Linked DNA regions of Homo sapiens: region 1 is linked to region 2. Evidence: chromatin loops called from intact Hi-C (ENCODE). Cell type or tissue: chondrocyte. All regions are shown on one strand. Each heading gives the region's core, and the rest is flanking DNA. Links, peaks and the distances in the headings are about the cores only. Region 1 holds the start of KCNJ3 (potassium inwardly rectifying channel subfamily J member 3). Region 2 overlaps GALNT13 (polypeptide N-acetylgalactosaminyltransferase 13).

Region 1 (2,916 bases), core at 229-2,728, 250 kb before region 2:
CAGGTTGATAATTTTCCACTGTGGTGTACAAAATGTAGTTTATTTACTGTATGTAGCACAGTAAATATGCATATGATATGATGTGACAGGACAAGTGAACTGCTTTAATTTAAACACTTTACTGAGCAACTTGGTCAAGGATAATTATGGTAAGATCTTGTAAGTGAATAATGAAAATGACACAAGAGCAAAACTTTTTAAAAGCACATTGGATCCCTTTTAACTACAACATTAAGTTGGGGCTGTGTAAAACAATATATACTTGTGGATTGGAAATTGAAATTTCAAAGGCAAAATCTCAAATATTGATCAGATTTTCATTTTATTAATACTAAATTCAGACTCTGGCTTCAGTTCTCTACGCAACCTCAGATAAATATTTTTCATTGTACGAACTATTTATTTAAGGTCATCTTTTTCAATTTATGGACATCTGAAAACTACTAAGACAAATCCCTCTAGGGAAAAAAATGAATTGTAAATCACACACAGAGACAAACAACTGGGCTTTAAGCCTTCCTTCCCATACTCTAATTGGATGAGTGATTAAGAAGGACTTCTCTTGTTTGTGGTGGTGCCCTCTAACGACTAGACGGACCTTGCTTTAATAACCACTCCATGTGCAATTTGTTTTAGCATTTACACCGTTGATGGTAGGAAGCAATTCTTCTTTAATGGATGCTGAAAGCTTCAAGTGAAATCTGTAATTGACAAAGGCTTCACAGAAACAGGCAATTAAGAATAAAATTAACAAGAGGCTCTACAGGAAAAGCACTCAAGCTTTCAAAGAATACTTCTCCAAGAAAATATTTAGTAAAAATAAAAATTTAAAAGAACCAAGTGTGGTTTCTTCCACTTTACTATCTGCTTCTTGTATCTGTGTGTTTGTTAAAAAGATGACCATAGAGTTAAAGTCATTGGGTCCAGAGGAGTAATCCGCCTCCTAATATTATTAGGGGGAAAAAAAGGAAAGAAAAAAATAAGAAAAGCCCATCGTGAAAGTTGAGGCAAGTTCAGCACCTATTTCTTCAAAATAACAGCTGTTCAGTTGAGTTCTAGTACCTCGCATTGAATGGGGTAGTGTGTAGACAACAAATAAAATCGCTCTGAATAGCGAAGCAACAGGGACAGGAAGGCGAACAGGGCACTAATTGCCCTCATGGCTCCAGGAGCCAACAGCAGTCCTCACGTGTTACTAGTCCAGTAAGTGATACAAGCAGATCCGAAATGACGAATATAAACAAGAGCACGAGAGTGAGTGGAAAAGGAACAGAACTGTCAACCGCATTCTTTGCCCAGTCCTCCAACCCCCAACCCCCCAAAAGGAAGTTTACCTGTGGCTATAGGTAGAACCAGGGGAGGGGGCCCGGGCTGGTTCTCAGACGAGTTACTCCGCGGGTTTGGGGGACGCAGGTCTCCCGGTGGGGAAGGGGCGGGGAGCACTTACTTTGAGCAGCTTGCAGCGAATCTGCGCGGAGACCATGTGGCTGTTGCGCAGGTTGCCCACCCGGAACATAAGCGTGAGTTTTCCGTCCCTCATGGAGATCACCGCGTGCTCGCTGAACATGAGGGTCTCGGCGCGCTTCTTGGGCTGGGACATCTTGATGAACATGCAGCCGATGAGGAAGGCGTCCACGATGGAGCCCAGGATGGACTGGAAGAGGAAGAGGATGATGCCCTCGGGGCACTTGTCTGTGATGTATCGGTAGCCATAGCCGATGGTGGCCTCCGTCTCGATGAAGAAGAGGAAGGCAGAAGGGAAGTTATAGACATTGGCCACGCAAGGCGTGTAGTTACCGACGTGGGCTTTGTTCAGGTCGCCCCGAGTGTAGGCGATCACCCACCACATGGACGCCATGAAAAGCCAGGCCACGGTGTAGGTGAGAATGAAGATGAAGAGGTTCCAGCGCCACTTGAGGTCCACCAGCGTGGTGAAGAGGTCCGAGAGGTAGCGGCTTGTCTCGCTGCCCAGGTTGCCGTGCTGTACATTGCACCGGCCGTTCTTGTCCACGAACCGCTGCCGCTTCTTCTTGGGCACAAGCTGCTGCTGAGGGTCCTGGCCTGGCCCCTGGGGCTGCAAGCCCGAGCCGCTGGACGATGTGGTCACTACCTGATAATCGTCCCCAAATTTCCTTCGGAGTGCAGACATAATACGAAGGGGCGAGCCAGATTCAAACGCGAAGCGAAGGCGCAGGAGCTGGGCGCTGCAAACTAGCACCAATAAGGAGGTGGGGGCGGGGGAGGAAAGGGGGCGAAGCGAGCGCTCCTGGGTGGGGGGCGCACCCGGCAGGTAGCTGCGGTCTCTGCCCCCTGCAGACGCCTCTCCTTCTCCCCTGGGACGGAGGCCTTCTTTCCAAGGTGAGTCTTTAAAAAGTGTTCTCCCGCACTCAAGCCAGGAGGGATGCAAGGAACAGGAACCCAAGCGCAATTTTGCCTCCAAGCTTCCAGAGGCTCCTCTTTTCTTTCCCCACCACCGGCATCCCGGGTCACCTCTTGACTCCCCACGGCCCTCCTGATTATCCTGCAGTACCCCCAAACTGACTGCTTAAAATTAATGAGTTGACAAGCGAGTCCCAACCCACCTGCCAACTCGCTGGCTGCCTAAGAAGCTGCCTTTACCTGCCTGGACCAGACCCTCCCCCCTCCCCGCCGCTCCCCAATCTCCCGCCCCCTGGGACCGCTCCCCGCACCCCCGGCGCACCTGTCTCCTATCTTTTAGCCAAAATCCCGCCCAAAGGCATGTCTGCCGGGCACTGGTGCAACGCCCCCTACCCACGCCCTCCGGGCTCAGATTCCCGGGTTCCGGACTCCAGAGACCTGTCCGCCTGGCGTCCCCCGACCGCCGAGTTTCCGCGGGCGCCACCGGGGCCCTCCGGCGGACCCTCAAGGGCCCGCAGGCCGCCCCCGCGCTCAGCT
Region 2 (2,916 bases), core at 225-2,724:
CTAAAGAATCAATATACTAATCATAATTTTTTTTTTTGAGACAGTCTTGAGGCTGAAGTGCAGTGGTGTGATCCTGGCTCACTGCAGCCTCTGCCTCCCAGGTTCAAGCAATTCTCTCACATCAGCCTCCCAAGTAGTTGGAATTACAGGTGCGTGCCACCACATCCAGCTAATTTTTGTATTTTTAGTAGAGACAGGGTTTCGTCATGTTGGCCAGGCTGGTCTCGCAGTTCTGAACTCAAGTGATTCGCCCACCTCAGCCTCCCAAAGTGCTGGGATTACAGGCGTGAGCCACCATGCCTGGCCCCATAACATGTTTAATGAAGATATTTTTCCATTATTGTTCCATTTCTATAATTTTTTGAGTGACAGTATTAGTTTATATTAACAATAAGGGGTCCAGGCAACACCACTTTAGATATATGATCCTTAGAAAAGTTATATTACATATCTGGGTTTCAGTCTTATTATCTATAAACAGAGAAACTAAGACAAGGTCATCTGTAAAGTCCTTTAAAAATCTCTGTGTTTATTCCATTGACTGCACTTAGAAGATAAATTTAGTAATAGTTCTTAAGAAATCATGAAAATACATAATTTTTAAGACAGTGATATCTCTCCTCTGAAAGTCAAAATCTTATACCTTCAAGTGGCCATTGGACACAACCAAAAAATAAAAACCATTTTTAGCTTAATGAAGCAACTTATGTAATATAGCAGCATTTTAATAAAATTTCATATTTCATTTCCATAAGGCAGGATATTTTATCCAGAAAATTAGAGTCCATAGTTTAATGTGAAGAATATTAGGAAGAAAATTAAAATTTGAAGACAAAGTTTTTGGAAATCCTGTCTAAATATATTAGCCTTTATTTTAAAATTTAAAATACAAAAAAAGTATGATACAGTTACACTTAGCAACTTTAACACACATTTTTCAGTTCATTAATTCAAGAAATATTTAGAGAATATATATGCCAGAAATACCAAATGAACAAAACTGACAAAGCCCCTGCCTTCATGGGACTTACCTTCTAGGGCATGTGATGGGCATGTTTGGGGCTGGGGAGGGGGAAGTATAGACAGAAATAAAGAAGCAAACTCATAGATTGTCAGGTACAGGGGATAGGGAAGGCAGATGGGAGAAGGGTTTGTCTTACTGATAAGATAATATTTGAACTGAGATCACTAAGGGGAGCTCTCTGGGGCAGAGGGAACAAAACACTAAAGCAGGAACTTTCTTGGGAGCCATAATAGGGTAAGTAAGAGGCAGAATAATGAGAGATAAGAGATGGTGTTAGAAAAAGGTAGAATTGCATGTGTGTGTGTGTGCATGTGTATGTATGTGTGGTGAGTGGTGTGGACGTGTAGAGGGGTAACACTCATAAAGGACCTTGAAGGCCACCGGAGGGAGAAGTCATTGGAAGATTGTGAGCAGGGAAGTGACACAATCAAATTCATGGTTAACAGAATCACTATGGCTGTTGTACTGAGAAAAGATTGTTCAAGACAAGGACTGGGAAATTAGGGAACTAAATAATAAGCATATTGCGATTAAAAAGGTTAGAGGTAGTGACACCTAGTGGATATGGTGGCAAGTCATTCTTTTCTAGTTATATTTCAAAGGTAGCATCAAGGGGATTTGCTGTTGGATTAGACGAGAGTTGAAACAGAAATAGAGGAGTCAAAAGCAACTTTCAGTTTTTGACCTGAGCATCTGGAAGGTTGAAGTTGCATTAACTGAGATGGAGAAGACCACAGAAGAGATTGGTTTGAAATATGTCAGTCTAGCTCCATAAATAAGGGATAAGACAAGTGCATTATGAATCCAATCATGGTTTTAACTTTTTGTACTGAAGACAATAAACATTTTTGTAAACAAATTAAATGTTAGTCATTGCTTTCTAGTGTTGGATGTTTTGTAATATTTTATGCCACTTTTTGTTAGATACTATAATGGCACGTGTTCAAGCCATCTGAAGATTGTTTAAAAATTCTTTTCTAACATGAAACTCATGTAGTTTTAGTTTTCTCACCATGACCACAATGAACTTTCACATATTTAAAATTCTGCTAAAACGTTTCAAGTTCAGCTTTGATGGGGTAGCTGTATTTATAAAAATTTGCCATTGACCATTTTCTACATAACATGCATTTTGACTAACAAAGCAATAAGTGGAACATATGGTATACATGAGTCCTTGAGAGTTGAAGCTTTTTCAACTTAAGTAATAATGCTGTGCAGGGTCTTTTTACCTTAGTAAGGAGAAGAGGAAATGAGGGGAGAAAAGGAGTGTAAAGATGAAAAATGGGAATTTTACATGAGGCCTCAATGGACTTGAGAGGCTGCTATTAATTTAAGGCAATGGTTCACTGCCTCTTGGGAGTCATAGCCTTCTTTCCAAGTTTGCTGTGAGTGACATACTCCCACCTCAGAAAAAAAAATGCCCTGATATTCAACATTTTGCTTACAATTTTAGGAAATTCACGGATTCACAGAGAGCTCATGGTGAGGGGTGTCTATATTTAAAGAGCAAACCTGAAATGCTCCAGGTTGTAGATTCTTCCCTACAGTTGTACCAATAAAAAGTCAAAAGAGGAAGGAATACCAGTGGCAAAAATCATTTAAGATTTTACTGACCATCAGAAAGTGTCCTCATTTTCATTATAAAGCAGTGTATGTGCATGTCAGAGACATAGTTTGTATGCAGTCAAAATGATTAATCCTTTCTATAAGAGCTTTTTAAGTAAAGATGAGGACCAAAGAAGTGGAATCTTCTGCTCCAGAAAACACTTCTTCCACTTTTCCTCTCAAATTTCTCTTAGCTGCTGAGTGCATTTATAATGGATAACATGCATATATAGGGCAACTCTTTGAGCATTTAAAATGATGTCAAATATAAAAACTTACTAGCA

What was found. Hi-C counts contacts between places; a loop is a spot of excess contacts. Peaks named below come from ENCODE experiments on the same cell type or tissue, not always from the same donor. Only the 100,000 strongest peaks of a DNase experiment are listed, where the experiment ranks them.
Region 1: it touches region 2 in a loop (2.0-fold over the local background); 7 of 110 quality-filtered maps call a loop at or near these places.

What each region holds. Positions count from the first base shown.
Region 1 is chr2:154,698,009-154,700,924 of GRCh38, reverse strand. It overlaps KCNJ3 (potassium inwardly rectifying channel subfamily J member 3), which reads right to left and starts at 2,230. Exons shown (of 3, transcript NM_002239.4): 1 at 1,448-2,230. The coding sequence starts at 2,149. In chondrocyte, for the core only: no CTCF peak of the experiment used is centred there; DNase peaks (open chromatin) are centred at 1,774 and 1,864.
Region 2 is chr2:154,451,771-154,454,686 of GRCh38, reverse strand. GALNT13 (polypeptide N-acetylgalactosaminyltransferase 13) reads right to left here. Exons shown (of 13, transcript NM_052917.4): 13 at 708-2,916. GALNT13-AS1 (GALNT13 antisense RNA 1) reads left to right here. Exons shown (of 5, transcript NR_161181.1): 3 at 45-149. Among named protein-coding and RNA genes, the nearest start is that of GALNT13-AS1, 4.2 kb to the left of the region's middle. In chondrocyte, for the core only: CTCF peaks have their summits at 1,367 (motif pointing right) and 1,572 (motif pointing left); no DNase peak of the experiment used is centred there.